7 separate regions of the Homo sapiens genome follow, and all the other regions are linked to region 2. The links are chromatin contacts, found by Hi-C or POLR2A ChIA-PET in ENCODE. All regions are on one chromosome and are shown on one strand. Each heading gives the region's core, a stretch centred on a gene start or an enhancer-like site at or near the end of the contact. The rest is flanking DNA. Distances are from core to core; before and after follow the strand shown. Region 1 holds the start of TRMT112 (tRNA methyltransferase activator subunit 11-2). Region 2 holds the start of SNHG1 (small nucleolar RNA host gene 1). Region 3 holds the start of SF1 (splicing factor 1). Region 4 holds the start of TMEM138 (transmembrane protein 138). Region 5 holds the start of GPR137 (G protein-coupled receptor 137). Region 6 holds the start of FKBP2 (FKBP prolyl isomerase 2). Region 7 holds the start of SDHAF2 (succinate dehydrogenase complex assembly factor 2).

What was found. Hi-C counts contacts between places; a loop is a spot of excess contacts on that map. ChIA-PET counts read pairs that join two places held with the same protein, here RNA polymerase II (POLR2A). Pooled maps may share reads with other maps.
Region 1: a pooled map shows a loop between it and region 2 (5-fold over the local background). The contact joins the promoter of TRMT112 here to the promoter of SNHG1 in region 2. A Hi-C loop is called at or near these places in 1 of 37 single-sample maps with no recorded cell type and 6 of 50 pooled maps. POLR2A ChIA-PET finds 5 or more read pairs at or near these places in 9 of 52 experiments (CD4-positive, alpha-beta T cell, CD4-positive, alpha-beta memory T cell, GM12878 and 5 more).
Region 3: a loop to region 2 is called in a pooled map, with 17 times the contacts of the local background. The contact joins the promoter of SF1 here to the promoter of SNHG1 in region 2. A Hi-C loop is called at or near these places in 1 of 37 single-sample maps with no recorded cell type and 9 of 50 pooled maps. POLR2A ChIA-PET finds 5 or more read pairs at or near these places in 4 of 52 experiments (CD4-positive, alpha-beta T cell, HepG2, activated B cell and 1 more).
Region 4: a loop to region 2 is called in a pooled map, with 5 times the contacts of the local background. The contact joins the promoter of TMEM138 here to the promoter of SNHG1 in region 2. A Hi-C loop is called at or near these places in 1 of 37 single-sample maps with no recorded cell type and 1 of 50 pooled maps. POLR2A ChIA-PET finds 5 or more read pairs at or near these places in 1 of 52 experiments (CD4-positive, alpha-beta memory T cell).
Region 5: a pooled map shows a loop between it and region 2 (11-fold over the local background). The contact joins the promoter of GPR137 here to the promoter of SNHG1 in region 2. A Hi-C loop is called at or near these places in 6 of 50 pooled maps. POLR2A ChIA-PET finds 5 or more read pairs at or near these places in 6 of 52 experiments (CD4-positive, alpha-beta T cell, HCT116, HepG2 and 3 more).
Region 6: a pooled map shows a loop between it and region 2 (6-fold over the local background). The contact joins the promoter of FKBP2 here to the promoter of SNHG1 in region 2. A Hi-C loop is called at or near these places in 1 of 37 single-sample maps with no recorded cell type and 5 of 50 pooled maps. POLR2A ChIA-PET finds 5 or more read pairs at or near these places in 6 of 52 experiments (BJ, CD4-positive, alpha-beta memory T cell, H1 and 3 more).
Region 7: a pooled map shows a loop between it and region 2 (6-fold over the local background). The contact joins the promoter of SDHAF2 here to the promoter of SNHG1 in region 2. A Hi-C loop is called at or near these places in 3 of 50 pooled maps. POLR2A ChIA-PET finds 5 or more read pairs at or near these places in 2 of 52 experiments (CD8-positive, alpha-beta memory T cell and GM12878).

The regions. Positions count from the first base shown.
Region 1 is chr11:64,316,225-64,318,924 of GRCh38, reverse strand. TRMT112 (tRNA methyltransferase activator subunit 11-2) reads left to right here and starts at 1,366. Exons shown (of 4, transcript NM_016404.3): 1 at 1,366-1,476; 2 at 1,560-1,661; 3 at 1,778-1,867; 4 at 1,957-2,465. The coding sequence starts at 1,399. The coding sequence ends at 2,064. ESRRA (estrogen related receptor alpha) reads right to left here. Exons shown (of 7, transcript NM_004451.5): 7 at 2,182-2,700. PRDX5 (peroxiredoxin 5) reads right to left here and starts at 804. Exons shown (of 6, transcript NM_012094.5): 1 at 539-804. The coding sequence starts at 709. RefSeq lists a silencer at 740-899 and enhancers at 990-1,189, 2,347-2,700.
Region 2 is chr11:62,854,537-62,857,236 of GRCh38, reverse strand. SNHG1 (small nucleolar RNA host gene 1) reads left to right here and starts at 1,352. Exons shown (of 9, transcript NR_152585.1): 1 at 1,352-1,813; 2 at 2,021-2,104; 3 at 2,686-2,700. It overlaps SNORD28 (small nucleolar RNA, C/D box 28), which reads left to right and starts at 2,542; the gene lies at 2,542-2,616. SNORD27 (small nucleolar RNA, C/D box 27) reads left to right here and starts at 2,154; the gene lies at 2,154-2,225. It overlaps SNORD26 (small nucleolar RNA, C/D box 26), which reads left to right and starts at 1,871; the gene lies at 1,871-1,945. It also overlaps SNORD25 and a transcript of SLC3A2 not described here. RefSeq lists enhancers at 1-296, 297-1,270, 1,239-1,418, 1,529-1,608, 2,246-2,700 and a silencer at 1,119-1,178.
Region 3 is chr11:64,777,159-64,779,858 of GRCh38, reverse strand. SF1 (splicing factor 1) reads left to right here and starts at 1,317. Exons shown (of 13, transcript NM_004630.4): 1 at 1,317-1,497. The coding sequence starts at 1,467. RefSeq lists enhancers at 853-962, 939-1,540 and silencers at 1,203-1,602, 1,863-2,172.
Region 4 is chr11:61,361,040-61,363,739 of GRCh38, reverse strand. TMEM138 (transmembrane protein 138) reads right to left here and starts at 1,366. Exons shown (of 5, transcript NM_016464.5): 1 at 1,320-1,366. CYB561A3 (cytochrome b561 family member A3) reads left to right here and starts at 1,858. Exons shown (of 7, transcript NM_153611.6): 1 at 1,858-2,007. RefSeq lists enhancers at 1,348-1,837, 1,248-1,969, 2,088-2,307.
Region 5 is chr11:64,284,595-64,287,294 of GRCh38, reverse strand. GPR137 (G protein-coupled receptor 137) reads right to left here and starts at 1,447. Exons shown (of 7, transcript NM_001170880.2): 1 at 414-1,447; 2 at 281-330. The coding sequence starts at 770. BAD (BCL2 associated agonist of cell death) reads left to right here and starts at 2,630. Exons shown (of 4, transcript NM_032989.3): 1 at 2,630-2,664. RefSeq lists silencers at 1,371-2,110, 2,461-2,700.
Region 6 is chr11:64,239,666-64,242,365 of GRCh38, reverse strand. It overlaps FKBP2 (FKBP prolyl isomerase 2), which reads right to left and starts at 1,271. Exons shown (of 6, transcript NM_004470.4): 1 at 1,234-1,271. LOC114841035 reads right to left here and starts at 1,271. Exons shown (of 6, transcript NM_001370414.1): 1 at 153-1,271. The coding sequence starts at 1,086. The coding sequence ends at 289. RefSeq lists silencers at 73-312, 343-1,362 and enhancers at 461-1,361, 1,643-1,762, 1,803-1,862, 1,362-2,264.
Region 7 is chr11:61,428,763-61,431,462 of GRCh38, reverse strand. It overlaps SDHAF2 (succinate dehydrogenase complex assembly factor 2), which reads right to left and starts at 1,339. Exons shown (of 4, transcript NM_017841.4): 1 at 1,281-1,339. The coding sequence starts at 1,316. CPSF7 (cleavage and polyadenylation specific factor 7) reads left to right here and starts at 1,488. Exons shown (of 10, transcript NM_001142565.3): 1 at 1,488-1,549; 2 at 2,173-2,281. The coding sequence starts at 2,228. RefSeq lists enhancers at 1,209-1,268, 1,625-2,273 and silencers at 1,215-1,550, 1,409-1,578, 1,689-2,118.

The sequences.
Region 1 (2,700 bases), core at 117-2,616, 1.5 Mb before region 2:
AAGATAGGGGAAATCAGGCCGGGAGTGGTGTCTCACACCTGTAATCCTAGCACTTCGGGAAGCCGAGGCGGGGGGGGGCGGGGGGGGTTCACCTGAGGTCAGGAGTTCGAGACCAATCTGAACAACGGGGTGAAATCCCGTCTCTACTAAAAATACAATAGCTGGGCGTGGTGGCTCGCATCTGTAGTCCCAGCTACTCAGGAGGCTGAGGCAGTAGAATCGCTTGAACCCGGGAGGCGGAGGCTGCAGTGAGCAGAGATTGCGTCACTGCACTCCAGCCTGGGCGACACAGAAAGACTCCGTCTCAAAAAAAAACAAAAAACAAAAAACACAATGCCTCGGGACTGTCCCGGGAGGTGAGGCCCCCACGATTGGCGAGAAAGGTGGGCAGCCACGAGGGCCTTCTGAAGGGATGAGCCGGGCGGGCGGAGGGGAGGGGTCTGGCAGGCAGGAAATAAAGCGATACTCTCAGACTAGCGGGACGGGGATTGCCATGGGGGTAGTGGGGGATGTCAGGCCCGGCCGGGCCAGCGGTCACCTTGATTGGGGCCATGGCTGCAGCGGCTCTGCTGAAACTGCGGACCCCGCCAGACGCCCACTCTCCTTCACTGTACCGTCTTGCTGCCGCTGCCGCAGACTGACCGCCGGCCCCACCGACGAGTATATAGCCCGCTGAGCGTCTCAGGGCGCACACGCCAGCTAGTCCCATACCCGCCCCACGGCCACTTCCACTCCGCCTCCTGGCTGGTGCCACCGCAGCAGGCGGGGCACCGCTAGCGGCACAGCGGCGACACCCTGCGGAAGGCGGGCCTGGGCCGCCTCCACTGCGCAGGCGCGAGCGGCCACCCGCAGAACAGAGCTTCCGGGACCCACGCCTCGTTTGCACTGGGTGCTGGACAGCCGACGCAACTACAAATGGGGCGGAGCTTTCGGCACTGGAGCAGCTAATTTGCATATAGGAATGAGGTGCGGCTCGGCTTCCATGGGCCTAATTTACAGATAGGGCGGTATTTCTGCCCCTTAACCGAAAGTGGGATACAGAGGACGACGGTGTTAGGCGCCTGTGTAGGAGTAAAATGTGTTTATTTTGCATTCAACGAGAGCTCCTGCATTGCAGCTATTTTGCATATGATTTGCATCTTACGAAGAATTTGTGGCAAAAAAAAGCTGGGCGTGCGCCGTAGGAACCTCCTGCTGAGACGCTTCCGGTAGCGGCGCGTGACCCGACAGGTCTTTCACCTACCTACCTCAGCTCCCACAAACACGAGAAGTTCCAGCAAGTTCGCCACTTCCGGTTCTCCTGGCTATCCAATAGCATCGAGAGGAGCATCCCCGGAAGTGAGGCAGCGGAGGACGACCTTTTTCCGGTTCCGGCCTGGCGAGAGTTTGTGCGGCGACATGAAACTGCTTACCCACAATCTGCTGAGCTCGCATGTGCGGGGGGTGGGGTCCCGTGGCTTCCCCCTGCGCCTCCAGGTACCCGCCGGCGGCAGTCTTCCCTTTTCGGGCGGGATGGTGGGCCGGGGTCCAGTGCTTGCCTAAACTCCTCCGCCCTGCAGGCCACCGAGGTCCGTATCTGCCCTGTGGAATTCAACCCCAACTTCGTGGCGCGTATGATACCTAAAGTGGAGTGGTCGGCGTTCCTGGAGGCGGCCGATAACGTGAGGATCCTTACCCCGCCCCAGCATATCCCGGGGAATGCGGGGCGGGCACACCTCAGCCGGGCTGAGGCGGGAGTTCGGGATGCCCGGAGATAATTTTGGCCTCTTGCCCACAGTTGCGTCTGATCCAGGTGCCGAAAGGGCCGGTTGAGGGATATGAGGAGAATGAGGAGTTTCTGAGGACCATGCACCACCTGCTGCTGGAGGTGAGAAGCGGCCCATCACTTGCTTCCCGGGCCACCTGCCTCCCGCACTGAGGCTGCCAGTGCTCAGCTCTGTCCCTCCCTGCCCGCAGGTGGAAGTGATAGAGGGCACCCTGCAGTGCCCGGAATCTGGACGTATGTTCCCCATCAGCCGCGGGATCCCCAACATGCTGCTGAGTGAAGAGGAAACTGAGAGTTGATTGTGCCAGGCGCCAGTTTTTCTTGTTATGACTGTGTATTTTTGTTGATCTATACCCTGTTTCCGAATTCTGCCGTGTGTATCCCCAACCCTTGACCCAATGACACCAAACACAGTGTTTTTGAGCTCGGTATTATATATTTTTTTCTCATTAAAGGTTTAAAACCAAAAGCGGTTTCTCTTTGCAGCAAATATACATTAAAATAGAGTCTCTGTACAGCCAAGGGCTCTGGGCCCTGGCTTGCCCCATGTCCCTGCGCCTCCCTGGCCAAACCCAAAAATAAATATAGTGTTATTGCTCTGCAGGGCATAGAGGCAGTGCTCTCCTACCCCCTGAGGAGGCTCGTTGGGAGCTGATGGGGAAGCCCTGGCCACCCCAGGGGTCCAGGGGCTGGAGTCTGCTTGGAGTTATTGCTTCAAGGGGGGACACTAATGCCCAATGCAAATGATGAGAGGAGGAGCGAAGGGGGCATGGGCCTTTGCTCTCCAAGTCCCACTCTGCTTTGAAGAGGGGGTAGGATTAAGCAGCAGCAAAAGCATCACCCACTGGGAGACTCTGGCCTCCATCCCCTTCCCTCCCTGAGATAGGTTTCTGCCTCCCACGCATCCCGTGCAGCCCCCTATGGCTTCCGCAAGG
Region 2 (2,700 bases), core at 103-2,602:
GGAAGGAGAATCGCTTGAACCTGGGAAGCGGAGGTTGCAGTGAACAGACATCCCGCCACTGCACTCCAGCCTGGGCGACAGAGCAAGCCTCCGTCTTGAAAGAAAAAAATGTTTGGCCGGGCGCGGTGGCTCACGCCTGTAATCCCAGCACTTTGGGAGGCCGAGGCAGGCGGATCACCCGAGGTCAGGAGTTCAAGACCGGCCTGACCAACATGGAGAAACCCTGTCTCTACTAAAAATACAAAATTAGCCGGTCACAGTGGCGCATGCCTGTAATCCCAGCTACTCAGGAGGCTGAGGCAGGAGAATTGCTTGAACCCGGGAGGTGGAATGCAGTGAGCTGAGATCGGGCCATTGCATTCCAGCCTGGGCAACAAGAGCGAAACTCCGTCTCAAAAAAAAAAAAAAAGAAAGAAAAAAATGTTTATAAAGTGTGCTTGTACACGTAGATGTTTACCACAAACGACTGAACTAATGTTGTCCGGTCTCAGTAAAACAGTCTATAGCTGACTGCAACCATATTGATCAGGCAGGAGTTGCAGCAGGCAGCACCGCCGGAGCTCTTTAGGGTTCCCCATCAATAAAATGGGGGTTGTCATCCTACCTAGCTCTTGGGATTTTGGTGGATTAATCGATTCATATAGTGTGCTTAAAACGGTGCTCCATAAATGTTAGCTAATGTTGGCCCGTAGTAGTCCAAGATCTAAAGAAAACGCACCAGAAGGCAGGACATAGGGAACCAGTTAGGAAAAAATCAGATCCTGTCTTCAGTGAAGCACTTACGTCCTGACATACTTTCCCGAAATGGCCCCACCAAAGGGGACCTCCTCCCGAGCTTAGCCCGGGATCCAGTACCTGAGTCGTCCCCCGCGCTGAGACCCTGGACACCAGCCTCCGAATGTGAGCCAGGCAACTGGCGCGGAATCGACACGACGGCGATCGAGGCTTCAGGAGGCTGTAGCTCCATGGAGGCGGATCCTGCACACAGGTTTGGGGTGTGTGGGCAAGGGGCAGCTCAGAACAGGGTTAGAGGGTAGGCAGTCGTGACCGTCAGTCCAGGATCGCCGTGAGGCAGTGATCTCACCGCTCCTGCCACATGCACTGGGTGAGAAAACCAAGCCGCAATGCGGTCGGTGAGCCAGCACGCTCCCGTAGGACGCATGCGCGCCTTTTTCGCGCCGCAAGTTCAGGTGGCGCTTTGTCTACGCCCTCCTTCCCTGGAACTCTCTACCCACAACTCCCCGGGGTCGCATGCGGTCAACGTATGCGCGTGCGCTCGCCGTAGCCCCGCCCCCAAATCCCGTGGGCCTCTGCGGCATGGTATTTAATCGTCTCCCCGGGGAGATTCGTTCTCATTTTTCTACTGCTCGTGGTAAGTGGCTTCGTGGTCTTTATAGCTGTTACTCTTTTGTACTTTGTCTTTTTCTTTTATTTTCTTTTGAGCGATTGTGCGAACATAGCATAGCACGCACTATGCCTTCTGTGTTGTAGCTGCCTGGCCAGGGCGACTGGCGGATAAGGTCTTGTGCGTGGCCTCGAGGCTTAAAAGTAGCAGTGGGGCTTTGTGAAGGACAAAATGGCGATGGCGGGCCGTGTAGGTCCCCCTTCCTATGATGAGGACCTTTTCACAGACCTGTACTGAGCTCCGTGAGGATAAATAACTCTGAGGAGATGGGCCCTGCAAGCCTCTTGCTTAGCCGTCTGTTCAGAAAATAGCGTTTTCGAAATGCCCTGAGTTGACCTAATGTCTTATTGGGCTCCTGTCTGCAGGATTTACGCGCACGTTGGAACCGAAGAGAGCTCTGTTGTTGCAGTAAGTTCTTACGGCCATTTCTTAATCTCTGCTCTTTCGTTGAGTGTGTGGAAGTTGCTACGGGGATGATTTTACGAACTGAACTCTCTCTTTCTGATGGATTAGTGGAGAAAACAGAAAATTCTGAGTAGCACTGTACTGTACGCAACAAATGTCAGGGCCCTATTGATTTGTCTGAGGTGTTAGTGAAGGGTGTTATTTTTTCAGATGTTCAGCCCACAAGAGCTTACTGGTGAAGGAATGGGACAAGACCCATCTTTATGCAAAGCCAGCGTTACAGTAATGTTCCAGGTAGGTGTACATGGTTTATGCTCTTACAGAGGAGACCTTGTAGATAACCACTCCATGATGAACACAAAATGACAAGCATATGGCTGAACTTTCAAGTGATGTCATCTTACTACTGAGAAGTGAGAGAGAGGTCTTAAGGGGTCTTTGAATGACTATTTTTAGGTACATAAAATGCTTTCCTCTGTTGTCTACAGCATCTCATAATCTATCCTGGGGAATTCAGCTGCCTCCCAGGGTGAATACAGGTAATTATCCAAATTGGTGTATGTCATCTTTGTAAATGTTCAAGAAAACAAGTGGCCGGCGGAACAATGTTTTTTGGCGCCTTCCATCTTGTTCCTCTTGAAATGATTTTCTGGGGAGGGAGATCGCAACCCGGTACTACAGTTCTTGTAAGGGTGTGCTGTTACCCTCATCCATATATCGATCACGTTACTGTCAGATGATTTGAATTGATAAGCTGATGTTCTGTGAGGTACAAAAGTTAATAGCATGTTAGAGTTCTGATGGCAGTTGTTGTTTATGAATAAGCTTCATTCCATCCTAATACCTTAAAATAACTAATTTGCTTTCCTTTCCAGGTATTCCTGATGACA
Region 3 (2,700 bases), core at 68-2,567, 1.9 Mb before region 2:
GTGCCTTGGCACTGGCCTATTGTGTTTTATATACTATGTTTGTCATCTGGAAAGGCAAGCTCCTGCTCCGTCTTGTAAAGTTTTCCCAGTACTGTAGTAGTTATTTTTATTTTTATTTTTGACAGTCTCGCTCTGTCACCCAGGCTGAAGTGCAGTGGCCCCATCTCGGCTCACTGCAACCTCCGCCTCCCGGGTTCAAGCGATTCTCTTGCCTCATCCTCCTGGGAAGCTGGGATTGCAGGAGTGCACCACTACACCCAACTAATTTTTGTATTTTTCGTAGAGACGGGGTTTCGCCATGTTGGTCAGGCTGGTCTCGACCTTCTGACCTTGTGATTCGCCCGCCTCGGCCTGTCAAAGTGCTGGGATTACAGGCGTGAGCCACCGCGCCCGGCCGTAGTTATTGTTTTATACGATTTTAAGATCATTTAATTAAATCCTCTGAACTCCGTGGAGATTCCAATAGAAGTGTGTATTTGTAATTTTTGAACTGACAACCTTCTGTTACCTTTCATCTAATATGTTGTTGCATCAGTTCAAATACTGTTTTAAATCCTTCGATAAGTCGTCTCTATTCGTAGCTTTTTGGGTCACTTTTTTTTTTTTTTTTTTTTTCCAAAAAAACAGGAAGTCTTTTTACCTGCAGCGTCAACTGAGCCGGTTTTCCGGCGCGCGCCAGCCCCTCCCCTGCTCCCGCCCCAAGGTTCTGCGTTACCATGGGAACAAAGGTTGACGTCACTTAGGGCTTCCTTGCTGGACCCAAGGGTCGATGGTGAAGGGAGACGGGTGGAGAGGCGGTTTTGCTCCATCTACGCATGCGCACTTCCTGCTCCAGGACTCCCCCGCCGTAAATCTCGTTCCGGCTGGGCCTTTTCCGCCGCGACTCTCGCTTAATCCCGGAGAAACTGCCCCCTGGGGGAGGGGAGTAGAAAAAGGCTGGAACCAGCGACAGCCAATCCCGCGACACTACAACGCAGGCGAGATTGATTGAGTCCACCACCGCAGCCAATGAGAGAGCTCGCCGTCGCTCCGTCATAGAGTTCGCCCCACCCCATCCCCTCCTTTCTGGACTCGGAGCTCAGTTCACGCAGTAACAAATGAAGTGCGCGCTGCGACACCTCCCAGCCCACCGAACTCCGCCGCCATTTCCTCGCTTGGCCTAACGGTTCGGCCAATCCCAGCGCGCATCAAGAAGGACTGAGGCTCCGCCAATCGGAGGCCGCCGATTTCGACCCTTCGCCTCGGCCCGGCCCAATCCAGGCCCCGGCCCCGCCGCCCCCGGCCCGCCCCCGCGGTGCCCTCTCTCCTCCCTCTTTGTGCGTCTCGCGCCGCCGCCGCCCGCCGCGTGAGAGGACGGGCTCCGCGCGCTCCGGCAGCGCATTCGGGTCCCCTCCCCCCGGGAGGCTTGCGAAGGAGAAGCCGCCGCAGAGGAAAAGCAGGTGCCGGTGCCTGTCCCCGGGGGCGCCATGGCGACCGGAGCGAACGCCACGCCGTTGGGTAAGCTGGGCCCCCCCGGGCTGCCCCCGCTCCCCGGGCCCAAAGGAGGCTTCGAGCCGGGCCCTCCGCCTGCACCCGGGCCTGGGGCGGGGCTGCTGGCTCCCGGGCCGCCGCCGCCCCCGCCCGTGGGCTCGATGGGGGCCCTGACCGCGGCCTTCCCCTTCGCGGCGCTGCCTCCGCCGCCTCCGCCGCCGCCCCCTCCGCCTCCCCAGCAGCCGCCGCCGCCTCCACCGCCACCGTCCCCCGGCGCCTCGTACCCGCCGCCGCAGCCGCCCCCTCCGCCGCCGCTCTACCAGCGCGTGTCGCCGCCGCAGCCGCCGCCACCCCAGCCGCCGCGTAAGGACCAGCAGCCGGGCCCGGCCGGCGGCGGAGGAGGTGAGTCGGGCCGAGAGAGCGCGAGAGGCGTCGCGCGGACGGGCCCGGCCGCCTGAGGGGCGCGCGGCGGCGGCGACGGCGGCTGCACGCGGCAGGGGCGCGCGTGCGCGCACGGGGAGGCCCGGGCGGAGGCGCCCCTGGGCGCGCGCGGCCTGGTTCTAGGGCCTCGAGTGCGCACGCGCGCTGTGGGGGGAGGGCTGGGCGGGCGGGAGGCGCTCTGTGCGCAGACGCAGTGAGGTGGCCGGGCTGTGCGGCGCAACTGTATAGACTGGGGGCCCACTATTGCTGTCCAGTCCGCTGGTGTCGGGAACAGGGGTGGCGGGTGTTCAGCGCTGGACGGGGTGCTAGCTGTGAATGCCAGCAGGGCGTGAAAGCCTCACCTGATGACGTGCAGCGACTCCCTTCTGGTCTTGAGGAACCAGAATGGGAACCGTACCAAGGATAGCTCCTCTGCTTCTACAGCAAGGCAGGGTTTTCATCCGGGAGAGGTTGGCATGCTTCAGATGATGGTTGGGTCTGATCTTTCTTGGTCTCTTTTGGGGAGAGAATTTTAGTTTGTTTTTTTTTTTAAATCTGTTCAGTATGTTTAGATCTCAGTCTGATCGGCTGCCCTGTCGCTTTGTTTTAAAAAGCTTTTCCCTCTGATCCTGTACCCCTTGGGAAATAGAAGGACTCTTTTGTGGCAAATGTAGGGAGTTTCTGCCTATGTACGGGGAAAGGAGAACTTGGCTGCTATTGTATAGGTTGTTGAATTTTTGATAGATCCTTTTAAGAGTTCAGACCCTCAGTGTCCAACTGGCCAGGAAAACTGAATGCTGATCTTGGCTA
Region 4 (2,700 bases), core at 117-2,616, 1.5 Mb after region 2:
AACTACTGGACTAAGCTGTCTCTTACATAATTGATAGACTAGTATTTAACTAGGCAGGAAAAATGCCAGCAAAGAAGTGTGAAGTGCCCTAGGCAGAAAAAGCAGAGAGGAAACAGGGGTCTCCTGGAAAGCTTTATCTTTAGGGTTATGGTTGCAACACAGTGGCAGTTGTTTCTTTTCATCTATTCCAAGACCCACAAGTTGCTCTGGGGGTGTCCTATGACCCGCTGCTGTGCCAAATCTATAAAGAAATTTCAAAATGCTCTGGAGTGTTAGCGATTAAATTAGCATCGGTAAAATGTTTTGCAATTTATAAGCTCTTTTCATATTTCTAACCTTACGTAATCCTACAACCATCTTGAGAAGTAGCCATTACAATGTATATTATCCCCATTTTACACAGAGGCTCCGGAAGGTTAAGGCACCTCCTCCACCTCAGCTGGTGAAGTCCCACCTTATTGGACATATGTTCGCGGTTTCCTCATTCATTAAATTTTAGAGAGAGAGAGAGTGTCTCGCTCTGTCGCCAGGCTGGAGTGCAGTGGCATGATCTTGGCTCACTGCAACCTCCGCCTCTCGGGTTCAAGCGATTCTCCTGCCTCAGCCTCCCAAGTAGCTGGGACTACAGGTGCGTGCCACCACGCCTGGCTAATTTTTTGTATTTTTAGTAGAGACGGGGTTTCACCATGTTAGCCAGGATGGTCTCGATCTCCTGACCTCGTGATCCTCCCGCCTCGGCCTCCCAAAGTGCTGGGATTACAGGCGTGAGCCACTGCGCCCGGCCGCATTAAATAACACTGATAGCTACTACCTAGGTACTCACACCACGATAAACTTGTCAACCAAGATCGTTTCCTTTAATCCTCCCTACAAGTCTGCAAGGTGGGAATTATTCCTATTCTACAGGAAAGGACACAGAAGTCAGAGCTCAAGGCATTCCTCCAGGTCTCAAGTCAGCAGAACCCGGCTTCATAACTGTGACGCCAAACCCGTGCTCTTAACCACTACTCATAGGCCACCATCCAGGGCTGTTTTGAGGATCCGTTATGCAGAAACGCCCATGCCTGTCTCTACGTACGACGATCCCCTCCAGTTTAGGGCAGTGGAGACTCACAAGCTCATGAAGCTCTTTAATTCGTCCACCGCTACCTGCCGCCTTCCCTTTGTACCTAGGGCAGTATTCCTCACGCTTCCCAATCCACTTAAAAACGAGGCTTCCTTGGCAAACAACAACAAAGCATAAAACCCAAGCCCAAAACAACAGCACCAAAAATTCTGACTTCTGGTCACTTAACCCACTCCTCGTCAATCACTCTCACCTCCAAACTCCAACGTCGGTTGTCATGCGGACATCGTCCCGGCTTCCGGAAGCCGGCTTTAAATTCCGGAAGTAAATGGAGGAGGCGGGCCCCGTCTGCGCCGTGCGGCCTGCTAGTCCCCGGCTTTCTCTTCCCGCTCTATGGCCAGTCTGGCCGCCATGTTGGAGCTTTCGCTGTTCGGGGCCCGGCCTGCTCCGGGCCCTCCCAGCGTCGCCGCTAGCTGACTTAGGGCTCCCGCCCACACTGCGCACGGCCTTGCTGAGGGCCGGCTCGTAGTGGGAGGCTTCGCGTTCACCTGAACATTTCCGCCTCCTCTGGATGGGGGATGAGAGGCGGGGCTGATGCATCGCAGCAGTCCTGGACCCTGACTTCGGACTTGGAGAAGAAACGCCGAGGAGGAACGGGAGTTAGGGGGTTAGCAGCTTGGCGCGCTGGGAGCCGGCCACCCCTGGTCTCCGGACTTCACTTCCCAGGAGGCCTCGCGCGCGACTGGAAGTGCTGCGAGCCTATAAGAAGGCGAGGCGGCACCCGCCGCTCTGCTCTGGGGCGGCATTGCCAGCCGGCTGTAGGCATTCAGGGCAGTGTCTTCTGCATCTCCTAGGAACCTCGGGAGCGGCAGCTCCGGCGCCTGGTAGCGAGAGGCGGGTTCCGGAGATCCCGGCCTCACTTCGTCCCACTGTGGTTAGGGGTGAGAAGGATCCCGGGGCTGGGAGTTCAGGGACCTGGGTTCGAATGCTGGTTCCGCTGCTATCTCGCTTCGCACTGTCGCGATCCCCTTGCTCGGCCTCAATTTTCTCTTTTAGAAAGTGGGCACCTTTCTCCGCGCTCTTCCTTCCAACGCGGTGGTTATAAAGGCACGAAAGCTCTTCAGAGGACGCAGAAAGCACCTGGAGCTCCTCACCCCAATTTTCACCCATTGTTAGCTGGCACGAGCACCCAGCAGAGGAGTCAGGGATCACCCCTCGGGTGCCTGGAACGGTTCTTTGGACACCTGAGCCGGACCTAGGCACAGCCTGAAGTCGGGGTCTATAATTATTCCGGTGCTAAGGGGTAACTTGTTCACCTACCTCCTTGGCAGGAATATTGAGCCCTTCACTCCTCATGTTCCGACTTTAACAGAAGCTACCTTTGAGAATAAGGAATCCTCAGAGCTGAGAGGGAGTGGACCCGAATTCCTGTACCAGCTCGGCCACTTACCTTGGCTAAGTCATTTTCTTGTTTTGGGCCCCAGTGTCACAGTGTTTTTGATTTGTAAGATGAGGGTTTAGGGCTTGTATCCTAAATCTGGTCCTCAAGATTCTTGAAGTCCCCCAGTCCATCGGGGAGGGAGAGCAACAAACTGATTTTCTACCCCTTCATTTATTTGTAGTTCTAAATTATA
Region 5 (2,700 bases), core at 198-2,697, 1.4 Mb before region 2:
GGTGCTTCCATGGGCTGGAGCCTCCAGCTCGCCCTCCATGGTGGATGACACTGGGGCCCTCTCCCTCACACTACCACAAGCATTCCTATTCCTGTGCCTTGCAGATCTGCAAGGCCTCTGCTGAGCCATCTGCGCCAGGTGCTTTAACTTTTCCAAGATCTTCCACAGACATTCCCTGGGTTGCCTTTGTCTCAGCCCTGAGAGGTGGGAAGGGATCTACATGGGACTGTCACCTGCCCCTGACCTGGAGGCTGAGCCCACCAGTGTCCCGAGTACTTACAAGCCTCGGCTCATCTCCGGCCGACGCTTCACCTTGGCCTTGAACACCACCTAGGAGCAGAGATGCCCTTCACTCCTGTGGGTCCTTGAGGCTTGCCACCTCCCGCCCCCCACCCGGGACCACAGTTGGTTACCTGGGCAAAGTAGAGGTTCATAAGCGTCAAGGTGAAGAACTGCAGGCAGACGGGGCAGCAGTAGAGAAGCCAGAAGGGCAAGGGCCCCAGGCGGTTGGCGCGGGGAGTATCTCGGAAGTAGAAGGAGAAGAGGGTGGTACGCAAGGCGGCCCAGAGCAGACAGAGGGCCAGGAACACCGTCTGATAGCTGAGACGCTTGTGCCCATACAGAAGCACCAGCCAGAGCTGGGCATAGACGGAGAAGAAGAGCAGGGCATACAGGGTGGTGTAGGCAGCTGTCAGCCCCAGGGTCACAGCAGGTGGCAGCGCAGGCACCAGCCCGGCAGCAGGCACCAGGCCAGACAGGTTACTCTCCATGTCAGGGAGGGAGGCCTGAATCCCGGAGACAGACAAGGAGGGACTGTCGGCGGGACCAGGGAAATAAATACGGAGGGGTGGGAATTGCAGGGTGCAGAGAGGGAGATGGGGCGCTCAGGAGGAAAGAAGTTGTGGCTGACAGGCCCCTCCTCCTCAACAGAGAGACCCTTGCCCTTGGGGAACACAGGCAGCCTGGGCCCCAGGCCCCTCACTCAGGGGCATGGAAGGGCAGTCTCTTTTCTCCAGGACAGACCGGATAGGGGTTGGGGGTGTCTCCTCCCTGGGCCTACCCCAGAGCCAAGGATGGGGGGATGCAGAGGCCCAAGGAGAGGACTCCCTGGCCTCGGTCGTTCATGTCGTCCTGGGTGGAGGGGGAGAGCCGGCTGATACCCGTCGGGTCAGGGCAGCGGCCGCTGCGAGGGGCGCCCAATGCCCCGCTCTCCCCCTCCCCAAGCTGGGGGAGGCTCTCTCTCCTCCAATAATGCGGATGGGGAGGGCCTCTGCCTCCTGTCCTCGTAATTCTCGAAAGCTGCCCCCGCCCCACCCTCCCCCACCGCGTCCACGCTCCAGCCTCAAGGGGAGGGAGGAGGCGGACGCCAGGTCCTCAGGCCGCTGATGGGAGAGCCGGCTCAGGTCGTGGGGACCCGGGGCTCCGGCTCCCCGGCTCCCGCTGCTCCGCCCCCCTCCCCCTCCGCGCCTGCGCGGGCGCCGTTCGCTACGCAAATTGCGCAGCGGCCCGGCTGGCTCCGCAGTCCAGCGCCGCACCCGGCGTGAAACCGTACGAGAATTGGCGCGAGCTGCGCCGCTGGCGGGCGCCCGGGGTTACGGGAGGCGGCAGGAGGGCGGCCGAGTTGCGGGGGCCGTGCCGCATCCAGGGGGTCCCCGGGTGGGCCGTGCCCCGTGCCGCCCGCCTTTACTTGTATGGGGGTCCGCCAGTTCCCACGCTCCTCTCTCCTATACCCAAATCGGGGTCGTGCCGCCCGGCCGGGGGCGGCAACGGATTCCCGTCCCTCGGTCTCTGAAGAAAACTTCCGCCCATAGCCAAGATGGCCCCCGGGCCCCGCCCCCGGGCCTGAACCCGCGGAGCCCCGAATCCCCCGCGCGGGCCCGCCCCTCGCCCCGGCGCGCCCGCGGCCCTGCTCACCTGGCCGGCCGCCTGCCAGGCGTGAAGCCCCCACGGGCCCTACGGTCCTCCCTCACCGGGTCCCCGGCCCTCCTCCCGCGCCCGGGCAGCCATCCCAGCCAGGGAGGAGGTTCCTTTCCTTATCTCCAGTGCCCCCGAGATGGCGCGGGAGGTGTCCCCCGAGGCGGGCGGCGCGAAGCTTCCGCGCCTGGGAGGAGGAGCGGGGAGCGGGACTTTCCGACCGGGCACCCAGTCCAGGCGGAGCGGTAACAATAGCAACAATAATCACATCCGACGGCTGAGCTTCAGTTGTGGCTGTGCCAAGCGCCTTCGCCCGCAGTAATCACTCCCTTCACAAAGTTTTCACTGGCTCCCGGGGGAGCTGTCACTATCCCCACTTCACTGGGGGGAAACTAAGGCCCAGAGGGGCTGAAGGACTTGTTGGCAGAAGTGGGTCTCCAGGTTCCAAATGGGGACCCCAGAGAATCCCTCTCCTGCTCCCACACACGCCCAAGGTGTGAGGCAGCGAGGATGTGAGCCCCGGGGCCGAAGGAGGGAGGAAAAAGGATGCGGACGAGGAGCCTTGGATCCGGCGGGGGGGCGGGGCCGGGCCGGGTTGACCCCGCCTCTGGACCTACCCGAGTGACGTTCCGAGAGGTGATTGGGCCAGGTCGCTGACAGTTCCCGTTGCCCAAGCAACTAGGGCCCGGAGCCCGGGGTGCTGGAGGGAGGCGGCAGGCCCGGGTCAGGGGCCTCGAGATCGGGCTTGGGGTGAGACCTGTGCGCCGTCACCACGGGCGGGGCGGG
Region 6 (2,700 bases), core at 22-2,521, 1.4 Mb before region 2:
ACCGACCGACTGAACGTGGGGGAGGGCAGGGAGAGTATGGAACACGGGTAGGTAACAGGAGGGTTCCACCGCCACTGTATCTTCCTTGCCCCGGGGGATCCCCTTTGTCCCGGGTCACCGCCCTCTCCCCCGGGCTCCGGGGCCACACTTACCAGTCCAGTGAGAAGGGGGCTTGGCCGAGGACCCCAGCAGCGGGGGGAGGGGGTCAGGGGAGGCCACAGCAGCCAGGGACCCGCCCCTTTGCTCACCCCCATACCTTCCCTCCCTCCCAGTCCCCACCTCCGCTCTTCAGTTCCCGCCTGTCCCTTTACGCAAAGTCCAGACCCTATCTGGCTGCACTGCAGTTGCCCCGACTGGGCGGCCCCACTCACGCCACACCCAGCTGCCCCCGGTCCAGCACACCAACACCTCTGCGGCCGCTGCAGGGGGCCGGCCCCGAGGCACCCACACATCCCCACTGGGTGGCTCCGAGGAGCCCGGGTCCTCGGGAGATACCCCCCAGCCTGGCCCTGTGCTTCCGCCCGGGGCGCCGCCCCAACTCTGAGCCCTTGGGGGTCTCCGGGGCACCCAGACTGGCCCTGTGTCTGCTGGCCGCCGAGCCCGCTCCACCCACACCACCTCTCCCGGTGGAGTTCTCGGCCTACGGCGTCCCCAAGCCCGGCCACCACGGAGACCACCCCCGCGAGGACGCCCGGGGCCATTACTCGGGCCAGGCTCCTCACTTGGCTCCTTGGCACCGCCCTTCGGAGGACGCGGTACCGCCCCCGGGCCTGCAGCCCCGCCTTCGACAGAACTAGACCCCTTTTCCGGAGCCGTAGCCACGCCACTCACCGGCTGAAGCCCCGCCCCCAGCGCCTCCGCTCCGTCCCCCTCTGCTTCCGACCCCGAGGCTCCGCCTTTCACCTCCTCCAGCTCCTCCTTCAAGAGCCAGGCTCCGTCCCCCGACCCTCCTAGCTCCGCCCCCCGCCGCCGGGCTCCGCCTTCCACTGGCACCAGCTCGGAGGTCCCACCCGTCCCGGTTCCACGTCCCGCCCCGAGTCCCAGGACTCCGCCCCGTGCGGCGTGAGAACCCTCCCCCTGCGGCATCTCCGGACAGCTCCGGCCCCCACCCCCAATTTCCTCGTCACCTAGCTCTCGTTGACACTCGGAGCCCGGTCCGCTTCTGCCCGGCCTGATCCAGCCTGCCCTCTTGCACCCCGGCTCCCCCCAGCCCGGGCTGTGGCCCCCGCTCACCTCCTCGCCGCGCCCCCGGAGTCAACCCCGGTGGTGCTGCCGCCTCTGCGCAGGCGCGTCCTCGTCGCTACCAGGCCGGGCCACGCCGCCCTCCCTTATTGGACCGTGCGAAACCCGCGGCCACACGCCCGCTGGCACGGGTCTTTCCCGAGCCCCGCCCCCGCGACGCCGCTGCCCTGCGTCACTTCCGGCGGAGCGGTAGTCTGTAAGGTTAGGTGAAAGTGACTTCCGAAAAGGCCGGAGACACTTCCGGCCGAGGTGATAGTAAGGTCAGGCGGGCGTGGGTTCCCGGAGGGGGTCTTGAGGCGCCATTTCAAGTCGCCCCCAGCCTCTCCCACAGCACTCCTGTTTTCCCGGGCCTCATCATGGCCCACGGCCCTCAGTCGCTGTGGAGCCTGGGCTTCACAGTGACACTCACGTTTGAACTCCCGGTCGGCTGTGTGCTTGGTAGAATTTGTCATCCAATACAGGCGTGTAACACGGGCTTGATGACACCCACCCCACAGGGCCCCTGCAGGACCGAGATGATGTCCAATGACAAGCCCTGGCTTCCAGCCAATGCTCCTGCCCACATCTCTCTCCCAGGAGCCAGGCTTACCTCTACCTGTGCACCTGGGCTGTGACTCATGACTGGAATGATCTGGCTGGGCCTGTTCCCCCACCAGACTTATTTTCAGGCGCCCCAGCAGCCACCAAACATCTGTCAACTGAAGTAATGAACCTGCAGTTGAGAGGCAGCTAAACCTAGGTTGAAGGTTAGGGAGACAGCTGAGTTGAGGTCAAATCCCCCCGGCCAGTTAGCCTTTCTGAGCCTATTTCCTCAATTGTAAAAGGAAGACAATCATGATGCTGACCTCAGAATCGAGCGAGGAGAAAGTGAGGAGGTGCATGTGAAGCATTGTGCGTGACTGGTGGGGCTAACTGGGCTCTGGAGGCGGTAGCTCTGGGGCCCTAACCCCTTTCTGCCTCATGCTAATTGACCTATGGCATGTCCAGTGACATCATGACTGAGAAAATGATTTGAAAGTAGTAATCGCTGTCAGGAATTGTCTCCTGGTTCAACCCACTCCTGCCTTAGGCCCACTAAGATCATACCCACATGCTCTGACCCAACACCTCAGAGAAAGCCTCCATTAGGGTGGCTGCCCCTCCCAGTGGCTGCCCAATTGAGTTAACTCTGCCCCTGAATGTCCTGCTTCAGCAGGCAAAGCAGTGGTGCCCAAGGTTGGCCTTTCATCCACCCCAAACCACTCAGCCCTGGGCACTGGAGGCTGCAGGGAGAAGGGTAGGGGCTGGGCTTGGGCTAGGATAGACAAGTCAGGAGAATCTCAGGCAGCAACTGATGATGAAGGAAGCTGCAGGATGCAAGGGAGGCGAGGGTGGAGAAAACTGTGTGGGTTGGGCGGGCGCGGTGGCTCACGCCTCTAATCTCAGCACTTTGGGAGGCTGAGGCAGGTGGTTCACCCA
Region 7 (2,700 bases), core at 90-2,589, 1.4 Mb after region 2:
GGTGGATCACACCAGTAATCCCAGCACTTTTTGGAAAGCTGAGGCAGGAGGATCACTTGAGGCCAGGAGTTTGAGACCAGCCTGGGCAACATAGTGAGAACCTGTCTCTACGAAAAAAAGAAAAAAGAAGGGAAACAACAGGCCGGGCGCGGTGGCTCACGCCTGTAATCTCAGCACTTTGGGAGGCCGAGAAGGACGGATCACCTTAAGTCTGGAGTTCGAGACCTGCCTGGCCAACAAGGTGAAACCCCATCTCTACAAAAATACAAAAATTAGCCAGGCATGATGGCGATGCCTGTAATCCCAGCTACCTGGGAGGCTGAGGCGGAAGAATCGCTTGAACCCGGTAGGTGGAGGTTGCAGTGAGCCAAGTTCGTGCCATTGCACTCCAGCCTGGGCGACAAGAGCAAAACTCCGTCTCAAAAAAAAAAAAGGAAAACAACAAAAAACAAACAAAAAGGAAATATCCTGAGACAAACTAAAACCCAACATATACAAAATTATGAGATGCGACAAAAGCTGTACTAAGAAGGAAGTTTATAGTGTAAACGCCTACATCAAAAAAGAATAAAGATCGAGTCCCTGGGTCTGCAGGAAAAAAAAAAAAGAATAAAGATAGGGATGGGGGTAGGAGGGGAAGATAGAGGCAAAGTTAGTTACTTTATAACAGCAGGCTAGGAAAAAAGAATAATAAGTTCCAGTGTTCTATTACATATTAGAGTGACTACAGCTAATAACACTGTACTGTATATGTCAAGATGCTAGAAAAAGATCTTGAAAAGTTATTACCGTAAATAAATGATAAAGATTTGAGGTGATGGACATGCTAACTACGCTGATTTGATTATTCGATGTACACATGTATTAAAACATTATACTGTACCCCCATAAACACGTACAATTATATGTCAATTATAAACAAACAAAAAGCTGAAGATACTATGTGAAACCACGAAAAGCATTAAAGACTAAAGAACGGGGAGAAGGGGAGCCCAGGGAAGTTGGGCTAATCCCGCCTGGGACGTAGGTGAGAGGCGAATTGGGTCTTGGACGATGACTGATCGTTTAAGCAGATATTTCCAGACCGGCACACAGTAGGCTCACCAAAGAATGGAAGCGACCTTTATTTCCTGAGTTGCAGGATCGGCCTCTCCCTGGGCCTGCCCTTGCCCTGCGCTATCGGGCAGACGAACTCTCCCCAAGATAGAGACCACAGAGGAAGACAAAGGGTAATCCCCGCTGCCGCCCGCCCCGGACGCTAGAACGTTCTCTCTCCTCACCAGCGACGAAGTCGAGAACACTGTAGACACCGCCATTTTCCCCACCTGCACCGGAAACCGGCTGCGCGGGCACTTCCGGGAACTCCTAGCCGCCCGGCCAGCCGACCACGGCAGCCACGGAGGAGCTGAGCCGGAAGGTGCGTCCCTGCGCATGCCGGAAGTGGCGGTGCGTGTGACGCCGGCGGCGGGGGGGGCGGGACCTGGGGCGGAGAGCGGTTCGCGCGCTTCGGGCCTAGTCCGGACTCGCCGCCGCCGCCGCCATATTCCCGGTAACGGGGGCGCGCGGTCGGGGGCAGGTTGGGCCGGAAGAGGGGTCCGGGCCGGCACTGAGGCGGGAAGGGGGTCGGTTGAGATGGGACGGCCGGAGTCTGCGGGCGGAGGGAGTCGCGGGCCTTTTGAGGGAGGAGGCAGAGCGCGCCGGGCCGGGTTTGTCGGGAGGGAGCGGGGCGGGCCTAGCTGGGGGCGAAGAGTAGGCCTGGGTTGGGGGCAGAGGCGGCTGGAGCTGCTTGACACCTGGGGGCTCTGGCCGGAGCCGCCTTGGGGGCTAGGCAGGTGCAGCGGATAGGGGCTGCGGGCTTCGCCGCGGTCATTCTTCGCAACGCCGTCCTAGGGCCACTAGGACCCGAGGGTGGGACTTTTCCGTCGCGCCATAGGCAGCTGCGGCGCAGACGCGGCGCTACCCGGGTCGGGCCCGAGGGTGATGGGCAGCGACCCCCGGCGGCCTGGGAGAGCGGTGGGCGGCGCGAGGCCGGGGGCGGGGCGGAGCGGGTGGGGCCGAGCTGGGGCCGCCAGGATGCTGCGTCTCTGGAGATGGGAGGTTAGCAATCATTACCCTCTTCCCAGCCCAGGACCCTCGTGCCTTCTAATTCTTGCATTTTTCCGAATCCCGCAGTGGCATCTTCCTTACTTTGTCCATCCTCCGGACTCGCGATCTTCCTTCCGGAGCCATGTCAGAAGGAGTGGACTTGATTGATATATATGCTGACGAGGAGTTCAACCAGGTGAGGTGTCATCAGGAGCTTTGGGATTTTCCTTGATCATCTGAGGAATCATTTTCAGCAAACTGGCAGTGGTTTCAAGCTGTACCAGTCCTAGGCTTGAACACGCGTCTATCCGGTCTAAAATTTTTCTCCTGCAGAAACTTTAAAGACTACACTCCATTCCTCTTTATGTTAATTTGAAGCTCCAGGCTTAATTTTAAAGGCTTTGATTTAAGAGCAAATAAAAAGCAGGTGTAATAGAATGGTGAATCAACCTGTGGAATTTACTCCCCAGGAAGCCAAAGGTGGGTGTCAGACTAACCACACTTAAAAATCAAAAGTACATTTGCTACGGTATTCATGAGGACAGTGTTGATACCGGTTCCTTTACATTCTCAACCTGCAGCTGGAGAAGTGTAGTCCCCTCCATCGTGACAGTG